Linked DNA regions of Homo sapiens: all the other regions are linked to region 1. A link is a contact called in ENCODE Hi-C or POLR2A ChIA-PET data. All regions are on one chromosome and are shown on one strand. The core of a region is the stretch at or near the end of the contact, and the rest is flanking DNA. Distances in the headings are between cores, read along the strand shown.

The links. A loop is a pair of places that touch in the nucleus more often than their neighbours do. ChIA-PET counts read pairs that join two places held with the same protein, here RNA polymerase II (POLR2A). Pooled maps may share reads with other maps.
Region 2: a loop to region 1 is called in a pooled map, with 2.4 times the contacts of the local background. The contact joins the enhancer-like site here to the promoter of CDIN1 in region 1. A Hi-C loop is called at or near these places in 1 of 168 maps with a recorded cell type or tissue (tibial artery) and 1 of 50 pooled maps. POLR2A ChIA-PET finds 5 or more read pairs at or near these places in 2 of 52 experiments (HEK293T and Panc1).
Region 3: a map of endothelial cell of umbilical vein shows a loop between it and region 1 (5-fold over the local background). The contact joins the enhancer-like site here to the promoter of CDIN1 in region 1. A Hi-C loop is called at or near these places in 5 of 168 maps with a recorded cell type or tissue (Caco-2, PC-3, endothelial cell of umbilical vein and 2 more) and 2 of 50 pooled maps.

What each region holds. Positions count from the first base shown.
Region 1 is chr15:36,577,791-36,581,518 of GRCh38, reverse strand. CDIN1 (CDAN1 interacting nuclease 1) reads right to left here and starts at 1,893. Exons shown (of 11, transcript NM_001321759.2): 1 at 1,558-1,893. The coding sequence starts at 1,658. RefSeq lists an enhancer at 1,655-1,774.
Region 2 is chr15:36,368,654-36,372,595 of GRCh38, reverse strand. No RefSeq gene overlaps it. Among named protein-coding and RNA genes, the nearest start is that of CDIN1, 210 kb to the left of the region's middle. RefSeq lists an enhancer at 1,895-2,064. Within about 2 kb of position 1,680, at least 3 of the 41 ENCODE cell types and tissues checked have a DNase peak (open chromatin) inside an H3K27ac peak, as active enhancers do.
Region 3 is chr15:36,807,508-36,811,516 of GRCh38, reverse strand. It overlaps CDIN1 (CDAN1 interacting nuclease 1), which reads right to left. Exons shown (of 11, transcript NM_001321759.2): 11 at 1,273-3,193. The coding sequence ends at 3,064. It also overlaps the pseudogene CSNK1A1P1. Among named protein-coding and RNA genes, the nearest start is that of MIR8063, 160 kb to the left of the region's middle. Within about 2 kb of position 2,541, at least 5 of the 41 ENCODE cell types and tissues checked have a DNase peak (open chromatin) inside an H3K27ac peak, as active enhancers do; they include prostate gland, where a contact is called at or near this core.

The sequences.
Region 1 (3,728 bases), core at 644-3,143:
GTTGTTATTTATTCCCTGTATGGCATTTGGGAGAAGTGAAAAAGATTTGAGTATATCATGAATAAGAAAGAAAAGAGCATAAGAGAATACACCAGACAGAAGGGAGGCTTTTGTAAGTGTTGATTAAAGTAACAGACACTTACTTATTATAGAGAAGACAAGGTATTTGCTAGAGAAAAGAACGAAAAAGAGAAAAAGAGGGAGAGGAAGAGAAAAAAAAGCAAAATTACAAGTGATTGCATACATAGTGAGAGGAGAATATCAAAATGTATGCTCTTTCTTAAAACTGCCCAGAAAAATCTACCTATTCCCTTGGCTGACCAGTCTTCACCCATTTCACTGTTCATGTGCAGAACTGGCAAGAGTTAATGACAGAAAATTAAATTATGTGTCAATTTTGTTCCTTCTTAGCAAGTCTGATAAAATACTAAAGGCTATAAAGGGATAAATATTGCCCTAAATCAAATCTGGATAATATTGAAAAGAGACTCCTTCATTTTACAGACTAGGAAAACCAAGTCCTTCAAAAAGCAAAGTCATAACAGAACTTAAACTTATGCTTCAATTTGTACTTTGATACCTATTATCCAATTACCTTTCTTTTCTCAAGAAATTACTTCTGTCGTGTTTGTTCAGGGACTGAATACGTCAAGGATGGGGAAGCTCTCCATTAGGAATAACCATGCTCAGTGCCACAAAACAAAATGGTACAGGTTTGGATTTGGTTTTTCATTAGGAAAAAAGTAAACAAACATTCTCTGCTTTTAACACAACATAAATACAGTGACCTGGTTGTCCTCAACTGGTTCCTCATGTAATGTTGGGGTCTCAGTTTCCACTTCATTAAAATGAGAAATCTACATAATTCCCAAAGTCCTTTCTTAGAAAGTTGGATAATTCTAAAATCGCTGAAAAAAGAAGTGTTTGGGGGAGGAAGTATGAAATACACCCGGAATGTGTGTATGCATAACATATATGGAGAAACTTTAGATCTGGTTGTTCAAATGGCCAATGACCCAAGAGTGGAATCCCTGGGTACCCTGCTCTCTGATTGGATTGAGAACCCTTGAGGTCACTTAATTCCACAGTTAACAGTACAAGCCACAGTCAAACAGTATGAAGCCGCTTTACCTCTATGCTCCCTTGTTTGTTTCCAACGGCCAATTGAAAAGGGTCCTCCATTTGCTCCTTTCGAATCTACAATTCATATTCCCACCCATCATTCATTCCTACTATCTGTCAATTAACCTCTGGTCATTTATGAAGCACCTACTATGTTCACCCATCACCTAGCACGTACCACGTTTTCCATAAATATCTGTTGACTTGAATTTAATTGCAAGGCCTTGGAAGGCTGCCATGAACTCACCGTTAAGAGTTTTGTGTGGAAGGCGAGTGAAAGAATAAACCTTTTTTCGCCAACCTCGACCTCCTAACGCCTGACACTGGTGTTCCTCCCCACTCATGTGTGACACGTGGTTCCTAAGCGCTGCCTGGGCGGCCCAGGCACTGCTGCTGCAGGCAAAGGGCTGTGAGAGGGGAGAGATGGACACTTACCTGGGAAACCTCTGCTTCAGCTTCCTCAGGCTCTGCCTGGTAGGCGGCACAGACACTAGGCACTGGGCTATCTCGTCGTACTGAGCTTTGGTCAGTATCATGTTGGGCCAGGGACCAGGAGGTGGCGGGAACAAGGAAAAAACACCCTGGGGCTCAAGTAGCCTTGGTGCCGAGGGATGAGGGGTAGGCAAAGCGGCACAGGCCCGGGTCCTCGCCTGCTTGGCTTGCCCCAATCCCCCCTGAAACACACCCCTAGCTGCAAAAGCGGGGCGGAGACTCGCCCGGTCCCAGGCTCCACCGGCACCTCCGCGGCGGGGACTGGCTGTACACCAGAGTGCCCTAGCTTGGCTTACTGAGCAGCCGCAGTGGTGCGCCGAAGGCAACTAGCCGCCATGTCAGTTAAGGGCAAACCAACCAGGAAGTAGCGGCCGCCCTTGGAAAGGCGCCGCGCCAGAGTTTCAGTAGGCAGGTAGGAATCCAGGGCATCGCCCACCTAGGATCAAAGGGTCAACAAGGGATGCTTTGTACTCTCCCAATTACTAGAAGCCAGGGCGGCCTGACGCACAGACCAGGCGGCAGGTCTCACGAGTGCCCCGCGATCCTTCAGCGTGAGCCCCCGAAAGCCCCTGCCAGAGCGCGCGATTTGAATACACTTCCTAACGCGCCAGTTTGAGCGCTCCTCGGAGCGTGGACTGGCCTGCCGAGAAACCATGTCTTCACTCTACCAAGTCTGTCATGGTCCGAGCAGGAAAACTCACTAGGGTCGCTGTAAACATAATTTGGCTTGTGTTGAGGAAGCCCTACAACTTCTGTACATCGCGTGGAAGGCAGTTTTGTCCTTGTTGAGAAACAGACTTGAAACAAATCCGACGTCATCAAACAGCCGGCAGTAAAGAATGTCACTTTTGGCCGGGCGCGGTGGCTGACGCCTGTAATCCCAGCACTTTCGGAGGCCGAGGCGGGCGGATCACGAGGTCAGGAGATCGAGACCATCCTGGCTAACACGGTGAAACCCCGTCTCTACTAAAAATACAAAAAATTAGCCGGGCGTGGTGGCGGGCGCCTGTAGTCCCAGCTACTCAGGAGGCTGAGGCAGGAGAATGGCGTGAACCCGAGAGGCAGAGCTTGCAGTGAGCCAAGATCGCGCCACTGCACTCCAGCCTGGGCGACAGCGAGACTCCGTCTCAAAAAAAAAAAAAAAAGTCACTTTCACTCCTTGCAGTTAGCTGCTCAAGGTCTAAAATCGCATCTTATTGTAACCCCAGTTCTCAGAAAATAGTAGGCGCTCAATAAATGTTTGGAGTAATGAGCCAATCTTTTTTTATTTTCTATATGTATTGTGAATGGATCTCAGTTCTCCTAAAGCAATTTGTTGGGATATCAGTCCCTCATTTAATCTCTTTTCTAAAATCTGTTTGGTTCTTAGAAGGTCATGTGTTGTGTTTCTCTTCTGATTTCAACAATTTAAGCAAACTAAAGCAAAGGTGCTTAGACTTTAGAGAACCTGTAAGTGGTTTAAAATTTTTCATCTGGAATAATGCCTGGGTTGGAAGTTTTAGATATACCTCCTTGAATAAATTCCTTAATCCATCGAAGCCTCATTTCTTTTGTCTGTAAAACTGATTTAATTCATGGAGGTGTTTTATTTGTGTATGTTTGATGTAGAGATGGAGTCTTACTCTGTCGCCCAGGCTGGAGTGCAGTGGCTCCATCGTGGCTCACTGCACCCTCGAACTCCTGGGCTCCAGCGATCTTCCCACCTCAGCCTCCCGAGTAGTTGGGACTACAGGCACATGCCACTACACCTGGCTAATTTTAAAATTTTTCTCTAGAGATGAAGTCTCGCTTTATTGACCAGGCTAGTCTCAAACTCCTGACCGGAAGTGATGCTCCAGCCTCTACCTCCCAAAGTACTGGGATTACAGGCATTAGCCACTTCGCCCGGGCATGGGCTGTTTTTAAGATTAACAGGCTGGTACAAATAAAAGATTATATAGCGTGGTGTCTAGAGGATAGTCTATGTGAAATATTAGGTTGGTGCAAGAGCAACTGCGGTTTTGGCCATAAATAAATAGGCTAAGTAAGACTACTTGATAAAAATGGACAGGGCGTTTACTAGGTATTGTTTTACAGGCTCCCCATGCACAGACTCGCTTAATCCTCATAACTTC
Region 2 (3,942 bases), core at 431-2,930, 210 kb after region 1:
ACTCAACTTTTCTTTCAAAACTGGAAATACAGTAATATCTTATTTTCATATCTTATTATGTAACTAGGACTACTAGGACTACAGAAAAAATTGTTGTTAGAGGCAATGAATATTTTCCAAAATCCAAACAACGCATGCATATTGTCACTCACCTAAAGGACCTTATCTATCTGGTATTGATTCTGCATGAGCTTGCAACTTTCCATTAACAACAGATGCAGAGACACTAGAATAGGGACTAACATTTATTAAGATGCTATTCTCAAGGCTATTTTTCATTTTAGAGATGAAGCAGAGGGTGTGAGCCATATTTGTTTTGCTCACTTTTTATCCTTGTCACCAAGAGCAGTACTTGGCACTCATTAGTGCTCGGTACATACTTGGTGATTAAAAAAAAATTCTGAGGCATGGATGACAAAGTTGGATTTAAACTGGAGTTACGTGATTCCAGGATAGAGACTATAAAGATATAGGAATTTCTATATCTTTAAACAGTCATATCAAAGAGACTGATGTTCATATCACATGATTATAGACATAGAAAAAACTGATCAAATAGAAATTAAAAAAACATTGTTTCTGCGTTTTTATAAAGTAAGCATTTTATCAGTAAATATTTAAAATGTTACAGAAAAAATATTTTTAAAGAGGCAAACTTTAAAAATCTTTCTAAATAAGGTTTGTGCAAAACAATTAGAAATGCCACTTGCAATCTAAGTTTATCTGCCAATTTGAGACTTAATGATTTTTGCTTATCTTAGGATTTTTTTTTCTGCCAGTTATCCCTTGTTTCTCTTAAAAATCTGGAAACTGGATTGGTATCAGTACTACAGTATGTGCCAATCAATGATCAAGTTTACAAAGTGTTGCTTCCTGGCTATAGCATGTACATTCTTTTTGGTTGGTTGATGATTCATTAGGTTATATGAGTAAAAATAGCCAATAAGATGACATCTTCATGTATTTTCCCAGATTTTACTTATAAATTAAGTACATCATTTCTCCAAAGCTAAATGAAATTTCTTATCTAATTCCTATGACTCTTTTAGGAAGTTTGAATTAACAATAAATGAAACAATATTCTTTTCCTTTATCTCAAGGACTTCATTTGAAATAAAATTTCTTAATTTCTTTTTGCACCATTTTTATGGCCTCCTCAGTTTGTGTGGCATCCTTAAATTCCTTGTTGCACCTGACAAAAGGGATGATCCACCCTTTTCTTCTTTCTTTTTTAAATTAATTTTTATGTGGTTTTCAGATGAGAAAGGATGCAGTATTACCTTGACTGCCTGCCATAATATAAAATGCAGTAAAATGTACAGCTGGTGACAGTCTATTTAGAATTTTTAAATGAAATATAAAGAAAAAGACCAGGTGCTTAATTTTTACATGCTGCATTTCATTTTAAAAATTCATGGTACCTTTTTGAATAATTTTTACTCATGCAGATGTTCTGAATATTGGAGACAGACGTTTATTTCCTTGGTTCCCATTTCACATTAAGCTTTTGCACAAAGAAGGTGGGTTGAATGGCTATATTATTTGTGAGTCAGGATTCCAAGGATAATTATTCTGAGATAATTGTCAAATGACTCATGGCAAGACCTTTCAATGATGTGTTCCTTGTTTTTTTTAGTTCAGATCTGGAGGATAATGGTTGTTTAACATATTGGAAAGGAACTTTAGGCTATTTGAGAAGAAATATATGTCAGGAGGAATGTGTTGACTCAAAATAATAGATAAACTCATTTGTATTATTTGTTAGAGGATGAATCATTGCTTTAAGAACTGTGTGTCACATATTTCAGAATTGTGAAATTCCCAAATATCAAAGTTGCTTTTTCTTTTTTGCCTGACAAACATTATGAGAAATTCAGTCTGAATTACTTAGAATTAAGTGCTTAGAAGTTATAATGATTCTTTAAGCTTTGTCCCCCAAATTACAAATATATCAAAAATCTCAACCAATGTCCTACCCGTTAGATAAAATGTGGAACATAGCTGGATAGCTTACAGGGACATATGACTGATATTCATGGGTAATCCATGTATTTAAGTGATGATTTACCAGTTTGGTTAATGAATGAATAGGCAAAGGACATCAGGATATGTCTTGTGAGTGATTATCATTATCAGTAATGATGAAGATGAATTCATTGTGAATTAGGTTACTTCCTGTATTTAATAATATTCATTTTTCAAAGTTATATCATTCTGGAAAGGAAAAATTACTAATGGAGTTCCATTTGACAAATTATCTTCTAGTAATAAATTGTAATGCACAGTATCATTTTAAAAAGAAGTATTTGCTCACTGCTATTTATTCTCCCCATGTTGACCCTACTAACAGGAAGAATACATATGCCTGGGAAAGACAGATCCCGTTGGGCTTTGTCTACCTCTGTTTCTCATTAATCGATTCAAGTTGATGTTTAAAAAAATTTTCAAAAAGAATGTCCATTGTCTTAAATGACTGCATATTCTTGCTATTCATAAATTTCATTCTGTTTTCCTGAATTACCCCAAAAAAAGGCAGTTTTCCTGTTGAGGTTAATTTGGGATATGTAAAATAACCTCATCCTCTAAAAAACAAGGCTGAAATATTTTATCCTGACTATCAGTGACAGTCATTTGTTTTTCACTATATTTAGATTTTCTCAGTATTCTTCATAAGTCATAAGTTGAACAGGATTGTGTTCTCATTTTGGTATAATATAAGGCTGCTGGAAGGGAAAAGAGAAATACACAAAACTAAAACCGTCAATTAAAAAAAACAAAAAAAAATTTGTTCATTATTTCTGGTCTCAGTTACCACACCGTTGCTAAAAGCAACTCCAGGTGGTACGTTACTCTGATTAGTTTCATCCCTGATTGTAAATGGTGCCCCAAACGTTCTTGGGCATGTAACAAACCATTCATGCTAATATAAACAGTTTGTGTAAGTGTGTGGGAGGTATACAGTTGAATTAGTTCTGTGTCTTCCTAAACATTTGACATCTACACCAAACACAACACATTTTCATCATTTTCAATATGGCCCTAGGAAGGATAATATTCCTTCAGCTTTCTCTGTCTTGTAAGAAGAAACAAAGTCTTTTGTTGTTTTCCCTCATTAATTGATTATTTCATGTCTCAATGATAGTGTTGTTGTGCAGGGTGGGAAGGGGAGTGATCACTGTGGAATAGTAGAGCAGTGCATTGTGTAGTTTTGATGTTAATTGTAGGCACAAGTTCACTTATTACAGAACCAAGTGAGAAAGGCTGGGAGGGAAGAGGAAATAGCACAGGTTCTGTAATCACACATACTCACAGACACACACAGGAATCACCTAAAGTAACAAAAAAGCAGTAAAAAGTAAAACCAACAAATTCTGCCATGAAAATTCTCAAATTTCACATTTTTCCTGAATAAAGAATGAACATATGAGAGAGCATATTAAAAATTATAAGTGCTCAAAATCCCAGGTATGGAAAAATATATATTAACAACTACCATAATTGCAAAATATTTTGCTTTTTACATCAATGCTGGCAGGACATCAATATTGCTAATGTTTGCAATTTCGGGGGAGCAAGGGTGGAACAGAAAGATATATGGAAGAAACTGAGCTTGTAAGTAGTATAGGTAATTGCCTCCTTGCCATATTTCTTTCAGGAAATAAATAAAGTGATGTTTTTGTGCTGATTCTTTTTTTTTTTTTTTTTTTTTGGTGAGACGGAGTCTCGCTCTGTCGCTCAGCCTGGAGTGCAGTGGTGCAATCTGGGCTCACTGCAAGCTCCGCCTCCCGGGTTCACGCTATTCTCCTGCCTCAGCCTCCCGAGTAGCTGGGACTACAGGCGCCCGCCACCGCGCCCGGCTAATTTTTTGTATTTTTAGTAGAGACGGGGTTTCACCGCCTTAGCGAGGATGGTCTCGATCTCCTGACCTCGTGATCCGCCCGC
Region 3 (4,009 bases), core at 1,292-3,791, 230 kb before region 1:
GCCAACGCAGGGGAAGATGACATGGAAAAAGTGAAAAGTGAAGTGAGAAAGCATATGGAAGCAGTAAGGATTTATTGCAATTGAGATACCAGGTCTCTAGATGGGAACAGTTAAAAAGAGGAGACATCTAAGGCATCTTGGTTCCAAAGAGAAAAGAAAGCAATGGGTGTAGCTCCCCAGTGAGAAGCAAGTGAATTAACTGTTCACTTCAGCATTAATTAGTGTGGCCCACCAGGGACCATTTAGGTAGATTACCTCATCAGGGCTCTAAGCAGTCCCCTGGCGGCCTGAGTGAGTTAATGCACCCCCTCAAGACCAACAATTTATCATCTTTTCCAGGGGGAATCAAGCCTTGCAGATAATGAACAGGTACACACACCTACAGTTACAAGAAAATTATTTCCCCTGGAGGTCCAGCGTTCTACTTTAGACCCCTGAGACTTCCCTTTTATTTTAGATTTTAGGAGTGTTGTAAAGAGCTGACGTATGCTTCACTAGAAGGCAAAAGAAAAAAAGAGGATATGCAACTGTTTATGGTTTGTTTCTTTTTTGAGGGGGTACAGATGTGAGGTGGGAAGGAGTCTATGCAGTCGCCTTACAGATCAGTACCGGATCAGCTTTGCTTTGAGTTGATCTGTTTCCAGACTTCAAATGGTCGCCTATGTGTTTGTGAGGGCAGATGCTTGGCAAGTCTGCATATGCCAGGGAGAACGTCATTCAGTTTTACGTTTTACACACGCTCCTGCTTTCTGGCTTTGCATAATTCATTAGCATAGTGTGCAGAATGCACCATAAAACAAGATTTGGCTTTAATGTTAATGTTCTAATGATGACAGCAATAAAAATAAGTTGTCATTCCGTGTCTACTTTCTGGGGCTGATGTTTATATTGTCTAAACTAAAAAAACCAGCAAGCAGACAATGCATAGAGATGGAACACAGACAAGTATTTTTAACAGAAAAAGAAACAAACCAAGGAGACTTTAAGCTTCCAGTTGGGAACATTACTCTCTTCTCTCCCATACAGCTCCAATTCAAAAGTAGTATAATTATCACATTAGTTTTTATGTGTGAAAAACTTACTTTTGACTAATTTGTAACCTTATTGTAGTGTGTACAGTTTACTGTTGGGTTCTTTCTCACTTTTAAGGGCCAGATTTTAAAGCCTCATTCATAAAGAGGAGGTAGTGCCTTTGCTAGGAACACCAATACCTTCTCACAACACATTATGTCAGGGCAGCAGGTAAAAGAATAAATACAAAACGCAAGTACCTTTTTTATTTTTTAATTTATTTGTTCACGTTCATCATAATAAATTTGTTTAATGTAAAATAAACAAATCCTTGACAAGGGTTTAACAGGATTTTCAACATCTGTGCAGATAAATGTAATTTATTCCTAAAGAAAAAACAGTTTAGAACATGCCAGGAAACCTGCTTTTAACATTTTTGTATAAAGTGTGTGTGTGTGTGTGTGTGTGTATCCAGGCAATACAGTAGTGGTTTCAAATCATTCTATTTCACTCAGAAGCCTGCATGATGAATTTTATACTGAAACAGAAGTTTGCCTGACCCTTCTTTAGCATTTCATCTTCTGCCTCTCTCTTTTGATTTAATGCACCCCACTCAGAGTTAAAATCCACACATGTTGGGACCAGGTTTGTGTCCTTCAAAAGGAAAAGCAGCAGGCATATTTTTACAAACCTTCTTTGGTAGAAAATAAACAAAGTATAAATGACATATTTAGTCTTTTGAAAAAAATCAAGCAATGTATATAAGTTAAAGCTGTCTGCAAAAATTACATTGTTGTTATTAGTATTTCCCATATCATCTATTCAACATTATAAAAGTTGTTATGTCAGCATGGCAGGGTGGCGGGGGCAAATATTTTACTAAATACGTTTTGGGTACAGATTAATATTCAACTTCCCAAAAGATAGGTTTATTATTAACTTACTGATGTTTCGCTTTAGACTGAAATCTGATTTGCAGTACATAAAAGTACACAAAAGTGAATAAATTAAAGTGAACAAATAGAAAAATCTCCTTTATTTTGCTTATTTAAAAATTGCTCCAGGTTTATTTCTGGCACACTCAGTTCATACAAAGCTAAACATTTCTAATGCTGAACTTACTCGAGTGTTTTATAATTACATGGTATAAAATGCATATACTAAGCAGTATACAGAATGTGCCTTTAAAAAACTCGACTCATAAAAATACTAGCTCACGTACATACTGACAACTAGCCATGTTTAAAAATAAACTCTCCTCAATGTTGGGTTGTCGCCTCTCGGCCCCCAATCTAAAGGAGTGTGGTTTCCAGGCACAATGGAACTAATACTTTCAAATAAGATAAATCTAAAATATGTGGTGTTCAAATAACATTATTAAAAGAGGAAATTCTCATCAAGTGTATTTTTGCACTTGGCTTACTGTCACAGAAGTCAGGAAGCCGTAAAGATTGAATATAGCAAACACACAGCATAGGCAGGCTGCCATCAAGGTCTTCTGGAGCTCTGCAGGTGAGTACAAAGGTGGCTTTGGACTTTGTGGCTTCAGCTTTCCTAGGTTTGCGCTAGATTATTCCACGATGGTAATGCAATGCTGGGTCTCTGTGAGTGCACATGAAGAGAAAGGGAGAGGGAGAGACAGTGAACGGAGGCTTAGGGAAAAAAAAATAAGAGGGTGATTCGGTAACTGGGAGGAGAATTGAAAAATCACACCTTTCAGTCTTCACATTTTTTCTTTTGTTCAGCATACAAGGATAAACCATCCGGAAGAAAGAAAGATTATGACTATCTATAAACTAATTGTTTGACAGAGACAGAAATGCTGATAATGAGTGGGTTGTGTCTGTAGTTCTTGGCTGTTCACATCAGCAAGGGATGAAGGAAAACAGAAACTCTTGATATGTTTGTCTAAAGAGGTAGTGGTGTGACTACGGGCAGCAAGAGTTCAGCTGAAGTTCAGGGCAGATGTTGCCAGGATCTTACAGTGCAGGAAAGTAAAATTGCTTCCGGATTCACCTTTTCCTCCCAGCTTCTCTTCCAGGATCTTCAGGGTCAAGCTATGCTGTGGCATAAGGTGACAATGTTCGTGGGGAAACAGGCTTTGAGCAGGATGCCCCTTTCCCGGTTGCAGTCCAGCTCCTGGATAAATCCATACCAATAGATGACTAAGCCTGGCCCAAATCTGTAAAAACACCAGAAAATAACACACACACATGGTATCAACAGAGCTCTTGAAAAAAGTCACCTTGGGGCACTGATAAGATGATTAAATGACAGGACTGCACAAAATTTTTGTTTTGGTTGCTACCATTGTGACTGAAAATAGCCAAACTTATACCAAAGAGTTCACATAACACACATACTACCTTCTCGGATGGATGTGTTCCCTTTCTTTCCAGAAACCTGAAGTATTTCAGATATGGAAACTCTGAATCTTACCTTTCAGTAAGGTGTTATGAGCTTGGGCTGATGTGACTACCTAGCTGATGGAGGACAGATTCACAGTGCAAACAGGAATGAGCTGGGGAATGCCAGCCTTGGGATTTAAGTCTAACATTTAATGGTACTATTTAAAAAATTAAACTTGCCTAATAGCAACTAAGAAAAATAAAAGAATGTTTGAAAACAGAATTTAAAAAAATGCAACAACTTATGGTCCTCTTCTGGCTATACTGTTCTACTTATGCACCCATTGGGCTGGAAGTACCTCCTGTCATCCATATGACACACTGGGTCCCTTTACTCTCTGCATTACAACTTCTTTAAGTGTGGACACAGCATAAAGTTTGGTCATTGGTGCTTACGGAAATGAGGAATAAGGTCATATAGGCTTGTGACAAAGTATAGATCGCTACGGGCTTAATAAAACCTCAGCATTTCTAAGTTGTGCCCTCTGAATTATCTGCAATTTTGTTAGCAGTGACTGATCCCCGCCAGGCAGACTCAGGAAGTGGCCCTATGGACTACTTCACCCATCAGGAAGTTGAGACCTTTAGGC